Regions from separate parts of the Homo sapiens genome. Here all the other regions are linked to region 1. A link is a contact called in ENCODE Hi-C or POLR2A ChIA-PET data. All regions are on one chromosome and are shown on one strand. The core of a region is the stretch at or near the end of the contact, and the rest is flanking DNA. Distances in the headings are between cores, read along the strand shown. Region 1 has its middle 76 kb from the start of LINC02971. Region 2 has its middle 34 kb from the start of LINC01348. Region 3 has its middle 31 kb from the start of LINC03108.

Evidence for each region. Hi-C counts contacts between places; a loop is a spot of excess contacts on that map. ChIA-PET counts read pairs that join two places held with the same protein, here RNA polymerase II (POLR2A). Pooled maps may share reads with other maps.
Region 2: a loop to region 1 is called in a pooled map, with 2.3 times the contacts of the local background. The contact joins two enhancer-like sites. A Hi-C loop is called at or near these places in 2 of 37 single-sample maps with no recorded cell type and 3 of 50 pooled maps. POLR2A ChIA-PET finds 5 or more read pairs at or near these places in 2 of 52 experiments (GM12878 and WTC11).
Region 3: a map of B cell shows a loop between it and region 1 (12-fold over the local background). The contact joins two enhancer-like sites. A Hi-C loop is called at or near these places in 2 of 168 maps with a recorded cell type or tissue (B cell and GM12878), 35 of 37 single-sample maps with no recorded cell type and 14 of 50 pooled maps. POLR2A ChIA-PET finds 5 or more read pairs at or near these places in 5 of 52 experiments (GM12878, OCI-LY7, activated B cell and 2 more).

Annotation. Positions count from the first base shown.
Region 1 is chr1:234,878,572-234,883,478 of GRCh38, reverse strand. No RefSeq gene overlaps it. Among named protein-coding and RNA genes, the nearest start is that of LINC02971, 76 kb to the left of the region's middle. RefSeq lists an enhancer at 812-881 and a silencer at 1,265-1,401. Within about 2 kb of position 1,943, at least 4 of the 41 ENCODE cell types and tissues checked have a DNase peak (open chromatin) inside an H3K27ac peak, as active enhancers do; they include B cell, GM12878 and OCI-LY7, where a contact is called at or near this core.
Region 2 is chr1:235,033,216-235,038,122 of GRCh38, reverse strand. No RefSeq gene overlaps it. Among named protein-coding and RNA genes, the nearest start is that of LINC01348, 34 kb to the left of the region's middle. Within about 2 kb of position 2,807, at least 5 of the 41 ENCODE cell types and tissues checked have a DNase peak (open chromatin) inside an H3K27ac peak, as active enhancers do; they include GM12878, where a contact is called at or near this core.
Region 3 is chr1:235,009,216-235,014,122 of GRCh38, reverse strand. No RefSeq gene overlaps it. Among named protein-coding and RNA genes, the nearest start is that of LINC03108, 31 kb to the right of the region's middle. RefSeq lists enhancers at 1,350-1,529, 1,740-1,809, 1,476-1,976, 1,927-2,221, 1,820-2,409. Within about 2 kb of position 2,867, at least 26 of the 41 ENCODE cell types and tissues checked have a DNase peak (open chromatin) inside an H3K27ac peak, as active enhancers do; they include B cell, GM12878 and OCI-LY7, where a contact is called at or near this core.

The sequences.
Region 1 (4,907 bases), core at 694-3,193:
TATGTTCTGTCTTTCCTCACTGTTCTGCTCAGCACTTAGACCCCAGGCACAATGACCCTTGAGCTCCCAAAAAACATGGCTGCCTCCCTGTGATGTCCACAGCCTGCTGTGGAAAAAACTTAGTAGGAACAACTGTGCAAAGCCCATGGAGAGAGCCAGGACCACAAAGCCTTCTCTACAAGAGAATTGGTAAGTCCAGCCTCATGGCTGCTCTGAAGGGCAGCAGTAAGTCCTCTAGATAATCTGACCCTTGCACAGCCCTCAGCCCTGGGTTTTGCTAGTGGTGAGATGTGCGTGGGACAGGCACCCATTGGTGGCGGTTGTCCCAGACAGGCCCTTGGTAAATGATGTTGGGCAGAACTGAGAGTTCCTGCAGCGGTTCCTGAGGAAGAGCACCCAGGGTGCCACCGCTGCTAGGCCCTGGTGATTGATGTCCCCTGGCTGTCATCTCATCAGACCCCTGCCTGCCATGCACCTCTGTTCCTAGTTTGAGAATGTAGGCCAGACAGGCCTGAGGACAGCGTTCAGATGGGCAGAGCTGAGAGGGGCTGCACGGTCAGCCTCTGAACCTCTGTCAGATCAAGACCTGCCTGCACCTGCGGATGGGGAGGGAGGATGCAGAACAACTAGTGCTCAAGGAAAGGCTAAAGGATTTCTTGGTGGGCTTAGTCTCACAGGAAATGATAACCTCTACTGAATGAGTGCTGTTCGAGGTTTACCTTGTGTATGCATGGAGCAGAAGGAGGCAGAGTGACTTTGAGGAGCTCAGGGCCTGAGGTGGGGAGAGAGAGACTTGGGACAGACAGTGAAGTGACCACGAGGAAGGCACTGCCTCTGAGGTTTGAGGAGGTCTGTGCTGAGGGCTGAAGGCTAAGAAATGCGACAGGGGTGTCAGAAAAGGCTTCCTAAAGGAGTTGGACTTTGATCAGGGTTTTGAAGGATGCATAGAAGTTTTCCAGGCAGAAAGATGGGGAGTGCATCTCAGACAGAAGAACAACATGAAGCAAATGAACAAAATTGTGACAAAACATGATCAAGAACAACAGGAGCCAAGAGAGACCCCGTGATTTGAAATGCATGAAGTGTGTGGTTTGGTTACATAGTAGAGATCAGGTCTCTGTCTAGACTGATGATACAAAAAGTGATTATGGAACTTTCACTATTAGGTGTTACTCTCATTTTACAGATGAGAAGGACTAAGGGCATTTCAGTGTCTTTCCTGTTGTCACACAATTAGTTAAGTGGTGGATGCAGATTTCAAGCCTTGAGTCTGTGGTCTTTCCACTGAGCTGCGCGGCTTCCCTGGAAGAAACGCTGAGGGTTGACGGCTTGACAAGGCAAGATTTAGTGTAGTGAAATGCAAAATGTGTTTCCTGAGTGGCTCTAGGGTTACCCTGCCTGAGGGTGGGAGGCTGGCAGATTAGTGAGATTTTCATACGGTTAGCACTGGAAAGCCGTTCCACATGATGTCATAGGGTATGTCAATTAACAAGCATGTTCCACTCAATAACTCTGGGAAACATTCAATTAGACCTTATAGATGATCCCTTCATGCAGGACTTCTCAGAGTCTGCGCCTGGCTGATATGCGCTGTGAGTTTCTAAAAGAATGCCTGGTAGCCCTGTCCCTACTAAAAATACAAAAATTAGCCAGGCATGGTGGTGTACGCCTGTAATCCCAGCTACTCAGGAGGCTGAGGCAGGAGAATTGCTTGAACCTGGGAGGCGGAGGTGTCAGTGAGCTGAGATCGCACCACTGCACTCCAGCCTGGGTGACAGAGCGAGACTCCGTCTCAAAAAAAAAAAAAAAAAAAAAGAATTCAAAGTACAGTGGTGGTTTTCAGTGTGTGGGCCAGAAGTTTCAAGGGTCCTTGAGACCCTTTCAGGAGGGTCAGTTAAGTCGACACTACTTTCAGAACAAGACTAAGGCATCATTTTACCCTTACTTTGTCACAAGCATACACTGGAATTTTCTAGAGCCTACATGATAGTGCAACAGGTTGAATTCAGAAGCAGAAGTGAAAATCCAGCTCTTAAGCGGAACACTGAGGAGTTGGACCAAAACGTGGGACAGTGCCACTCTTTTCACTGGTATTTTTGTTTTGGGAAATAGAGTCATTTTTCACAAAAATATGGTGTTAGCAGGGAGTAAATTTATTATTATTTTTAAGTGAACGATTGCATATTTTAAAAAATTTCCAGTTTAATTTTGATGATAGTAAATATTGATAGGCATAACCCACATAAACAAAAGCTCTTTGAAGATTTTGATTTTTTTTTTTGAGACATGGTCTTGCTCTGCTGCCCAGGCTGAAGTGCAGTGGCATAATCATGGCTCACTGCAGTCTTGACTTCCTAGACTCAAATGATCCTCCTGCCTCAGCCTCCTGAGTAGCTGGGACTATAGGTGCATAACACCACACCCGGCTAATTTATACATTTTTCTGTAGAGATGGGGTCTCGCTAAGTTGCCCAGGCTGGTCTCAAACTCCTGGACTCAAGCAGTCCTCCCGCCTTGACCTCCCAGGGTGCTGGGACTACAGGCAGGAGTCACTACATCTGGCCTACTCTTGATAATTTTTAAGGGTGCAAAGGGTTCCTGAAACCAACAAGTCTGGGGACCACTGGGTATGTAGTATTTCTTAAACTTATTTAATCCAGAACTTCCCTATCCACCCATTTTAGGTCAGATAGCAACTATGCATCTCTTGGCATAGTGTTCCATATGGGAAGCGTTGGAATAGATGATCTTTGGTGGAGTCTGTCAACCCTGAGTTTAAAATGTGGCTCTGTCATTTAGTAGCTGTGTGACTTTGGGCACATTACTTAACCTTCTGAGTCACAGTTTCCTCATCGGTGTGATGGTGATAATAGTATAGTATTAATGTTACCTACACTCTAGGTTTGTTAAGAAGATCACGTGTGATGATGAATGAAAGGCACTCAATACAAACTAGCACCCAATAAATACTACTACTAATAATATTTGAAACAATAATATCATGATATATGACTCTAGGTACATCTTCATTAAAGACAATAACAATAATAAAAGTCTGTGAGAAATAGAGGAAGGATTGACTCTGAATGGGAGTCAGGAAGACCATGGTAGTTAGAAGAGATGGCTTCTCTGGGGTCTGACCTTGATTCTCTCACAAAAGACCTGGAGGTGGCTTTCCCACAGCTGAACTAGTGGTTGGCAATGAGGGGGCCTCATGTCAGTCTGTGGCTTAGGCAGGATCTAAAATGAGATTTTTTTTTTTTTTTTTTTTTGAGACAGAGTCTCGCTCTGTCTCCCAGGCTGGAGTGCAGTAGCCCGATCTCGGCTCACTGCAACCTCCACCTCCAAGGTTCAAGCGATTCTCCTTCCTCAGGCTCCCAAGTAGCTGGGAGTACAGGCATGTGCCACCATGCCTGGATGATTTTTTTGTATTTTCAGTGGAGACGAGGTTTTACCATGTTGGCCAGGCTGGTCTTGAACTGGTGACCTTAAGTGATCCATCTGCCTTGGCCTCCCAAAGTGCTGAGATTATAGGCATGAGCCACCGCATCAGGCTGAGAAGCTTTTGTATTCTTGTGTGATCAGCCCCCAGTGCTGGTGGATACTGAAAGTATTTGTAGGCCCGGAGAGTATGGGACAGGCCCAGGCCTCCCTCAATAGCACTCTGTCAGATGCATCAAAAGGCAAGAAAACATTTTGTTTTTGTGGGCCACCTTTGTCCTGGACTGAGCAAATGTGTTGCCTCTCCCCTCACTGGCTGCTTCTGGATAACCACTTCTTTGGCCAATGGAGTGAAACCAAGAGACATGTTTGAGTGTGGTGTATTTATAGCCGGGAGATAGGAAAGCATCATGAGTGAAACCAGAGGAGGGAAGCCAGGCAAGGGCCTCGGAGGAGTGGAGAGTTTGTGTGAGTGTGTGAGTGTGCGTGTCTGTGAAGAATATTTTAAAAATTGTGTATTTTTATAGATTTAGGGGGTACAGGTGCAGTTTGGTTACATGAACATATTGGGAAGTCTGGGAGTCTGGGTGTTTGGTGTGCCTGCACCTGAAGAGTGAACATTGTACCCAGCAGGAGTTTTCTCAGCCCTCACTGCCCCTCCTTCCACTTTTTGAAGTCTCATTATCCACTCTACATGACCCTCACTACTCAGCATTTAGCTCCCACTTCTGAGTGAGAACATGCCCTATTTCACTTTCTGTTTCGGATACAATTTGATCTAAGCCTTAATTATTTCTAGAAGGAAGCCTAATTCATTAGGTCAAGTTAAGGAGCAGAATTCCTTTTTTTTTTTTTTGAGACAGAATCTCGCTGTGTCACGTAGGCTGGAGTGCAGTGGTGCGATCTCAGCTCACTGCAACCTCTGCCTCCCAGGTTCAAGTGATTCTCCTGCCTCAGTCTCCCGAGTAGCTGGGATTACAGGAAGCTGCCACCATACCTGGCTAATTTTTGTATTTTTAGTAGAGATGGGCTTTCACTACGTAGGCCAGGCTGGTCTTGAACTCCTGACCTCAAGTGATCCGCCTGCCTCGGCCTCCCAAAGTGCTGGGATTACAGGCGTGAGCCACCGCGCCCGGCTGAGGAGCAGAATTTCTTTCCTTCTTTAGTTTCCTCATCCGTAAAATGGAAAAAGGGCTCCTGTCCTTGACGTGCCTCTAAGACACACCGTCATGGGAGTAGCATTATTATAAACATTTGCACACATGCAGTGTTCTGGCAGGCAGTGTTCCCTCTCCAATCCATAAGAAAAACCATGCAACTGCTGGCTGAGGAGGAAAAAGAAATGTGAAAACATCAGCAGCTCACCTATCTGTGTCATCCCAAGCCTTCGTTCAAGTTTCCCTTGCCATGGTGCCATCATAGCCGAGAACAATCAGCCTGGGATAAGGAGCTTCGGTCTGTTGGGT
Region 2 (4,907 bases), core at 1,558-4,057, 150 kb before region 1:
TTCTTTTTGATTTTTTTCCTTAGAATATCTATCTCTGTGCTTACACTGCCTATTTGTTCTTCCATGTTGTCTGTTTTATCCATTAGATTTCTCAACATGTTACTCATAATTATTTAACTGGCCGGGTGCCATGGCTCACACCTGTAATCCCAGCACTTTGGGAGGCTGAGGCAGGCAGATCACCTGAGCTCAGGAGTTCAAGACCAGCCTGGGCAACCAGGTGAAACTACAGGAAATAAAAAATAAATAAATCTTAAAAGAATCCAGAGGGAAAAAACACTTTATGAGGAGCAAAGATAAGAATCATATTTACTTTCTCCTCAGAAACCATGTAAGGAAGAGGAGAATGGAGTGAAATACTTAAAGTGTTGAGAAAAAAAAAAAACCCTAAACACCAGCCCAGAATGTTCTGCCCTGTGAAATTATTCTTCAAAAGCGAAGAAAAAAATAGACTTTTTTTGTTTTTTAGACGGAGTCTTGCTCTGGTGCTCAGCCTGGAGTGCAATGGCATCATATCGGCTCACTGCAACCTCTGCCTCCAGGATTCAAGTGATTCTCTTGTCTCAGCCTCCTGAGTAGCTGGGATTACAGGCATGTGCCACCACGCCTGGCTAATTTTTTGAATTTTTAGCAGAGATGGGGTTTCTCCATGTTGGCCAGGCTTGTCATGAACTCCTGGCCTCAACTGATCCACCGACCTTGGCCTCCCAAAGTGCTGGGATTACAGGCGTGAGCCACCATGCCCAGCCAACATAAAGACTTTCTCAGACAGGGAAAACTTAACCGAATTTGTTGCCAGTAGACCTGCCTTGCAAGAAATGATAAATACTTCAGAAAAAAAGACAATGATATGGATTAGAAAGTTGAATCTACAAAAAAGTAAGAGAATTGGAGAAGGAAAAAGTGAAAGTAAGATAAAAATTTTTATTTTTCTTATTCATAATTGATCTAACAGTTAAAAGTTTGTTTAAAATAATAATGGCTCTGTCTGCTGTCATAATAAAATACCATAGACAGAGGTTTAAACGATAGAATTTATTTTCTCTCAGTTCTGGAGCCTGGAAGTCTGAGATCAAGGTGCCAGTGTGCTCAGGTTCTGGAGAGGGCCCTCAACCTGGCTCTCCTCACTCTGTCCTCACATGGCAGACAAAACAAAAGAAAGCTCTCTGTTGTCTCTTCATATAAGGGTAGCAATACCATTAGACCAGAGCTCTGCCCTCTGGACCTCCTCTAGTCCTAATTACTTGCCAAAGGCCCAATCTCCAAATATTATCACATTGGAGATTAGGGCTTCAACATATGAATTTGGGGGGAACACAAACATTTGGTCCATAACACATATGAATAAATGAAATGAATGAAGACAGTAATACAAGAGATAGGAATGAGAGATTGGTATTATTTTGTTATTATATTTTATTTTTTTGAGACTGAGTCTTGTTCTGTTACTCAGGCTGGAGTGCAGTGGTGAGACCTCTGCTCACTGCAACCTCCACCTCCCAGGTTCAAGTGATTCTACTGCCTCAGCCTCCTGAGTAGCTGGGATTACAGGCACCTGCCACCATGCCCAGCTAATTTTTGTATTTTTAGTAGAGACAGGGTTTCACCATGTTGGTCAGGCTGGTCTTGAACTCCTGACCTCAGGAGATCTGCCAGCCTTGGCCTTCCAAAGTGATGGGATTACAGGCTTGGGCCACCGTGCCCGGCCTATTTTATTATTATAAAGCACTAGCATTACCCATGAAGTGGCATGGTGTTATTTGAAAGAAGACTTGGATTAGCTCTAAATGTACACTGCAAATTCTAGGGCAACCTCTAAAAAAAACTTTAAAAAATGATTATAACTGATATGTTAAGAAAGGAGGAAAAAATGCTCAATTAACCCTATCTCTGCAAAAAAAAAAAAAAAAATTAGCCAGGTGTGGTGGTGCATGCCTGGAGTCCCAGCCACTTGGGAGGCTGAGGTAGAAGGATTGCTTGAGCCAGTGAAGTCGAGGCTGCAGTGAGCCGTGATTGTGCCACTGCACTCCAGCCTGGGCAACACAGCAAGGCCCTATCTTGAAAAAAGAGAAAACTACAAAAGGCAGAAAATGAGTAGGAAACAAAAATAGGAATAAAGAACAAGGGCAATGGAAAGAAAATGGCAACAAATATCATAGATATTGACCCAACTATATCCATAATAACTTTAAGCATCAATGGTCTAAATACCTCAAGTAAAAGACAGAGATTGTCAGAGTGGATCAAAAAACAAGACCCAACTATATGTTGTCTACAAGAAATCCATTTTAAATATAATGATACATATAGGTTAAAAATAAAAGGGGCTGGTGGCAGTGGCTCACACCTGTAATCCCAAAACAATACAAAAATTAGCTGGGCGTGGTGGTATGTGCCTGTCATCCCAATTACTTGGGAGGCTGAGGTGGGAGGATCACTTGAGCTTGGGAAGTGGAGCCTACAGTGAGCCCAGATTGAGCCACTGCCCTCCAGCCTGGGTGACAGAGCCAGACTCGTCTCAAAAAAAAAAAAAATCTTAATTATTTAAAATTTCTGGTCTGATATTTCCACCGTCCCTGTCATCTGAATCTGGTTCTGATGCTTGCTTTGCCTTTCCAAATTGTGTGTGTGTGTGTGTGTGTGTGTGTGTGTGTGTGTGTGTGTGTGTTTTCTTTGCCTTTTACTATGACTTGTACTTTTTCTTGATAGCTGGACACGATGTACTGGCTGGAAGGAATTGTAATATAGTAATCTACCGAGTAGCTGGGATTACAGGCGCCTGCCACCACGCCCGGGAGCCCTTGAGGGCAGGCCTTGTTAAGAAGAACAGAATGCTCCAGCATATTTTAAAATGGTTCCTTTTCCTCCCCACTGCCATGAGTAGGTTTTTTTCTGTCTCAGTGTGAGAACCTGGTCAATCTCAAGGAGGTCAAAGTCATAAAAGTGTGGGTCCTCCTCTATGACTGGGTCCCCTTGGAGTTTTGAACTCTTAGGCTAGTCCACACAGAGCTCCCAGAAATCGGTCGATTGTAGCTTAGATTTCTCTGCTGTGGTACTGGTTTCTGTGGAAGTTTCTGCTCATGGGTTTCTGGTTTGGTAGGTTGTGATTCTCTGTATTTGCATATCTGTCTCTTCAACTCTGGGGACAGTGATTTGCCATGTGACCTCACTTCTCTGATGGACTTCAGAAGAGTTGTTGATTTTTCAGTCTGTTCAGCTTTTCACTTGTTGTTAGGATGGGGTGATGACTTCCAAGCTCCTTAAATGCCAGACGGGAAACCAAACAATTGAGAAGTTTTAAATAGATGTCTTTTTAATCAGATTAAGGAATTTTTCGGCTGGGCACAGTGGCTCATGCCTGTAATCCCAGCACTTCGGGAGGCCGAGACAGTCGGATCATTTGAGACCAGGAGTTTGAGACCAGCCTGGCCAACACAGCAAAACCCCATCTCTACTAAAAATACAAAAATTAGCCGGACATGGTGGTACAAGTCTGTAATCCCAGCTACTCGGGAGGCTGAGGTACAAGAATCCCTTGAACCAGGAAGGTGGAGGTTGCAGTGAGTTGAGATTGTGCCACTGTATTTCAGCCTGGGCGACAGAGCCAGACTCCATCTCAAAAAAAAAAAAAAAAAAAAAAAAAAAGAGAGAGAGATTAAGGAAATTTCCTTTTACTTCTGATTTGTTAATAGTTAGGAAACTTTTTAAAAATCATAAATGGGTGTGGAATTTTATAAAATGCTTTTTCTGCATCTATGGAGAGGATAATAAGATTTTTCTCCTTTAACATTTAATATCAGTGGATTTTAAAATATAAAATCAGTCTTGAATTCCTGAGATAAACTCAACTTTGTTGTGTTGTGTTTTGCTTTTATTTATTTTTTATTTTTTTTTGAGACAAAGTCTCACTCTGTCACCCAGGTTGGAGTGCAGTGGCGTGATCTCGGCTCATCGCAACCTCCTCCTCTCAGGTTCAAGTGATTCTCCTGCCTCAGCGTCTCGAGTAGCTAGGACTACAGTTGCCTGCCACCATGCCCAACTGATTTTTGTATTTTTAGTAGAGATGGGGGTTTCACCGTGTTGGCTAGGTTGGTCTCGAACTCTTGACCTCAGGTGATCCGCCCGCTTTGGCCTCCTAAAGTGCTGGGATTACAGGTGTGAGCCACCGTGCCCGGTTGTTTTATTTTTTAAAAAATATGCTATCGCAAGAAAAAAAAATATGTGGTTGGATTTGGTTTGCTAATATTTGCTTGGGAGTTTTTGCATATTTATTCATGAATTAAATGGGCTTAGAATTTTAAATTCTCAAATTTTTCTTGTTTAGGTTTTGTTGTCAAAATCACACTGGCCTCATAACCGTGGAGTTGTTGAGTTGTTCCTCATTTTCTATTTCTTGGTACATTTTTAAAAATATTTCTTTGTTCCTTAAGTTTATTAGGATTCTCCTGTAAACTGTTTTGGCCTAGTGTTCTCTTTACTAGAAAATTTAGACTACTGGCCTAATCCATATTTCTTTTTATTTTGTAATCAGTTTTAAAAACCAATTTTTCTAAGAATGTATACATTTTCAATGTTATTAGCACAAAGCTGTTGAAGTACTCTCTTATCCGTCTAATCTCTGCTGTATTTATAGGTATCAGTTCCTTTTTGTGTTATTATTTATTGTGAATTTTCATATTTTTTCTTCATTATTCTTTTTAGAGGTGTTTTTAAATTACCCTCTTCAGAGGTTAAAAATAATTTTAATAACTTTTTTCTCTTTATTTGCTTGCTTTTTGTTTCATTAATTAATTAATTAATTAATATTATTATTATTATTTTGAGATGGAATCTCACTCTGTTGTCCATGCTGGAGGGCAGTGGTGTGATCTCAGCTGACTGCAAACTCTGCTTCCTGGGTTCAAGCA
Region 3 (4,907 bases), core at 1,618-4,117, 130 kb before region 1:
CCATACTTGCCAACATGATGAAACCCCATCTCTACTAAAAATATAAAAAATTAGCCGAGCGTGGTGGCGGGCACCTGTAGTCCCAGCTACTCAGGAGGCTGAGGCAGGAGAATCGCTTGAGCCCAGGAGGCAGAGGTTGCAGTGAGCCAAGACAGCACCACTGTACTCCAGCCTTACAACAGAGACTCCATCTCAAAACACAAACAAAAAAAACAAGAATTGATTGTTTTCCTGATTTTATGAGTTGTCTGGACAGTTCTGCCGGTTTTGCTTGGGCTCACTAATGTGACTGCATTTAGTTGAATGCTCAGCTGGGCCGGAAGATCTGAGATGGCCTCTCTCATGTGACTGGCAGCTGGTTGGGGGACATCACTTCTCCATCTGCCCACCCCTCTTCCAGTGGCCTAGATCAGCTTCCTTAGATGGTTGTCTCTGGGCCACATTCCAAGAGGGCAAAAGTGGAAGCGGCAAGGGCTAGCCTTGGAAGTCACACACTGTAACTTTTGTTAAATTCTACTGGTTGAGGCAAGTCCCAGGCTAGCCCAGATTCAAGGGGTAGGGACATAGACCACAACTCTTGATGGGAGTAGCAGCTAAGTCATTGCCAAGGGATGTGCTTAACAAAGTAGGAGGAATTTGTGCCCATATTTTACAATTTCTTGTAGCAAGAAACCAACATTTATTGGATATTTACTGTGTTGCAGGTACTGTATAGGTACAACACATATATGAGTCCATTTAATCCTTATGGCAATCCTGGCAGGAAGGCCACTGAAGCAAGAGAGGTCCGGGGACAATATGGCCTTCCAAAGGACCCAGAACCAGTGAGGGGAAGGCTGACATTCAACTCCAGATTGGTTTTTGTTTTCATTTTTCTCTTCCTCTTGAATGCTGAGACTGGTCCTGCATCTGTGATGTATGGAAGAGGGATTCAGTTGGCTTTGCTAAGCAGTGTTTTCCTCTCCCCCGCCCTTCTTCCCTTCTTTTCAGATTTAATGAATTTCTGGCCTTCTTTGAAGGTTTTCTGGGTCACATGCTTTCTAGTTGCTATTGTGGAATAGTAAATGAGGCCTAGTTTTGCTTGTGGCAGATCCTGCTCTCTGGACACAGAGTTCCTGGTGGAGCAGTCTAATCTGGGTTGCTGGGTTGGTCGATGGTCCCCCAGACTGACCCTTCTGTCCCTGGGGTTGTCAGGGATTTTCTTGGCTGCAGATTCCTGCCCCAGTGGAGGCAGCTCTGAGCAGGCAAGCAGGAGCTAGCAGGCCTGTGCATTCTCTGAATGGCCAGAAGGGTCCTTTTGAAGGTTTTTCTTTATTTTCCTGAGTGTGGCCACCAGTGGAGTGTCCTGGAGAGCCCCAGGGGTGCAGTTCAGCAGCAGGACAGTCAGTCCCCCATCGGCATGGAGATGGAGTGTTCTGTGTGTGGATTGACCCTCTGGCGTCGTTGTTCCTGTTCAAACATTGCCTGTTTCTCTAAGGGGAAACATGAGCATTGGCGTTTCCTTTCTGGGTTGGAGGTGGAGAATTTCATCCCCACCCTACTCTGCGGATTCATTCCGTTTTAGTTGTCTGGCTTTGCCCGGGGCAGAGGCTGCTGACTGGTGAAAGCACCCTCTGAAAGCAAGTTTTTTGTTTTCTACTGTCCTCTGACCTTGGGACGGGCTATGATAGTCCTCAAAACCCTCACAAGCATGGTTTCCATGAGAGCCTTGCAACATTCCCTTGAGCCGGGCAGGGCAGGCAGCCATGTGGACATTTTAGAGATGAGGAAAGTGGGGCTGTGGCCAGACTCTTTGCGGCCAGACTCTTTCTGGCCAGGTTGTTCCACCTGGCTCTCCGGCTCGAGTCTGTCCAGCTTTCAGTCCTGCTGGTCTGTCTGCATAGGGGCTGCTTCTAGAAGACCAGGCGAGAGGATGTGGGTATGAGGGAGGAGCTGAGGCGCACAGGAAGAGCAGATGGCCTGTCTCTCTCCAGTATCTGCTAGTCACTACCTGGAAACCAGCAATGATGATGTAACCACAAGCATTATTCAGTGATGGCCGCCTTCCTTGTGTGGGTGGGACCGCAACACCGCCTGGGCTGGGGAATCCCATTGGTGACAACACAGCATCCTTTTGAGCTGACGCGGCAACAGATGCCCCAGACCAGCTCTGCGTCTGACAGCATCTCTGTGAAGCGTGTGCAGGGGACAGCAGACATCAGAGCTCTCCTGTAAATCACCTCCGCAAAGGCTCTTTGTGGTCGATTCACTGATGACTCATTTATAATCTGGTTTCAACATTGTGAGTCAAAATGCACCACTTTCATTAAAAATAACATTCACTGGGGTCTAACGGCTTTCTTTTTTCTGTTTTTTACTGTACTGTGTGGTTTCTGGATGGGAAGCTGTCAGATGGCAGGCGAGGTGTTCCGAGGGACTTGAGCATAATCGTGCAACGACTCAGGTGTGGATTGAACAAATAGTCCCGAATACCTGCTGTGGGTCCTGCAGACTTCTGGGCCATGGAAGTGTGTGGGTAGTCGGCGTGGGTGTGTGTGGGGGTGTGTGCAAGTATCAGGATCACCTGGGATGCTTGTTAAAAATACAGATTCCTGGGCTTCACCCCATATCTCTGAGGGTGGGGCCTTGTCAAATTCCTCAGGAGCTTTTTAGGTACAATAGAGTCAAGAGCCTTGACTCTGGGTGAGAGAGAATGGGAACTCCCTTCAAGCAGACCCTCCCTACAAACGGAGCAACCAGAGGAGAGGCAGGTCGACTGCAAGGCTGAGAGGGGTGGATGGGGGAGGTGAGAGAGGAAAAGGCAGGGGCGGGGGAACACCCGAGGTGGAGCGGGCCAACAGAGTCCCCATGGGAGAGTTGACTAAAAGCCCCGGCTTGATGCAAGGAACCCACAGTCTTTCTGGTTTGGGGACCAAATCTTGGGCATCCCCTACTTCCTTGGTTAAAAAAATTAAACATACAGAAACGGTTTAGTGGGCATTCTGCAGGGTAAAAAGCCCCTGCTGCATGGCCATGTTTTTATATTTTATGTTCTTTAGCAATGTTAGAAACTTCACTGGGAAAAGCACTTTAAAAAGATATAGTTGAGGGGAATGGGACGTGGGGAGTTATTGTTGAATGGGTGCAGAGTTTCAATTTTACAAGATGAAAGTGCCTGGAGATGGTTAGCGGCGATGGCTGTATAGCAGTGGGAATGCATGTCACACCACTGAACAACGTGCTTAAAAATGGTTACGATGGAGGCCAGGCACGGTGGCTGACACGTGTAATCCCAGCACTTTGGGTGGCGGAGGCGGGCTGATCACTTGAGGTCAGGAGTTTTGAGACCAGTCTGGCTAACATGGTGAAACCCTGTCTCTACTAAAAATACAAAAATTAGCCAGGCATGGTGGCGGGCACCTGTAATCCCAGCTACTCGGGAGGCTGAGGCAGGAGAATCACTTGAAACCCAGAGACGGAGTTTGCAGTGAGCTGAGATCGCACCACTGAACTCCAGCCTGGGTGACAGAGTGAGACGCTGTCTCAAAAAAAAAAGGTTAAGATGGTAAATTTTCTGTTATGTGTATTTTACTTACTACAATTTTTAAAAAATTGGAAAAAGAAAGATATGGTTGAGTCTGACTTGGATGAAAGTCTACAGGCCTCCTGCTGATGGTCTCAGCGGCTCCTGGGAAACTACCGTTTGTTTCAGCCATCTGTAACTTGATTTGTTGTTCAGAAGTTTGCCAAGACTTCTCCATGCAAAGCCAGGTGTAAGTTTAACCTGAGCCACGTGGGTCCCCCCACCTTTCCGCCTCCGATGGATCTTCTCTCCAAGGGCTCCGGTGCTCAGGCCCTCATAGCATGGGAAATCAGAAGGGATGTTTGGGTGGGAGGCTTGGCATGGAGGGTGGACATTTTGCTACAGATGGCCTTGCCCTCACGGAAGGCCATTGTTATTCCGCGTCTGCCCCCTGGCCGGGTCCAGCCACCTGAGCCTTCCTGAGCTCCCAGCTCTCAGTTGCAGCCAGCGCCCAACGCCTTCCTGCGGCACCTCCACAGACCTCGCCTCTTTGCCCTGACTCCTCTCATTCTCTGTTTTCCAGACTATCCCCAAGCCCTGCCTGTGGCTGCCTCCTCCCTCCATAGCATCCCTGCTCTGCCATGGCTCCCCTATTTGGGACAAGACCTTTGTGTGGGCCTCAAGATGTAGGCAGGTCTCTGCTCAGTGGCCCAGCTTTTGGTCGACACCTGCAAATGTGTCTAAAACTCATCTCAACCTCTTCCCCAACACCAGTCTTCCCTTTGATCCCACCCTCCATCTGCTCTTCTCTCAGCATTCCTGAGAGTTTCTGCAAGTTGCCCCAGCCAGAAACCAGGGTGCCAGGCATCACTCTTCCTGCCCGGTTCCCAGCTCCCACCAGCAGTGCCTCCTTGGCAGCTCTAGAATCCCCACTGCCTCTGGTCTAGTTCATGCCTCCATCACTTCTTCTCTGGACCACTGCAGTAGTCTCCTAAGTGACTGTAGCCATCTGAATAGTGGCCCCAAAGATATCAAGTGCCAATCGCCGGAAAACAGTGAATGTTACGCTACGTGGGAAAGTTTTTGCCAATATGATTAAGTTAAGGAATTCAAAAAAAATTATAAAATTGTGATAAATATATAACATAGACTTGACCAGTTTATTCATCTAAGTGCAGAGTTCAGTGGCATTAAGTATATTCCTATGTTGTGTGACCATCACCACCGTCCATCTCTAGAGCTCTTTTTGTCTTGCAGAACTGAAACTTTGTACCCATTAATAACTTCTATTTCTCTCTCTCCTCAGCCCCTGGCAACGACTCTTCCACTTTCTCTCTCTATGCATTTGAGTACTCTAGATACCTCATATTAGGTGGAATGAGGCCCGGCACAGTGGCTCACTCCT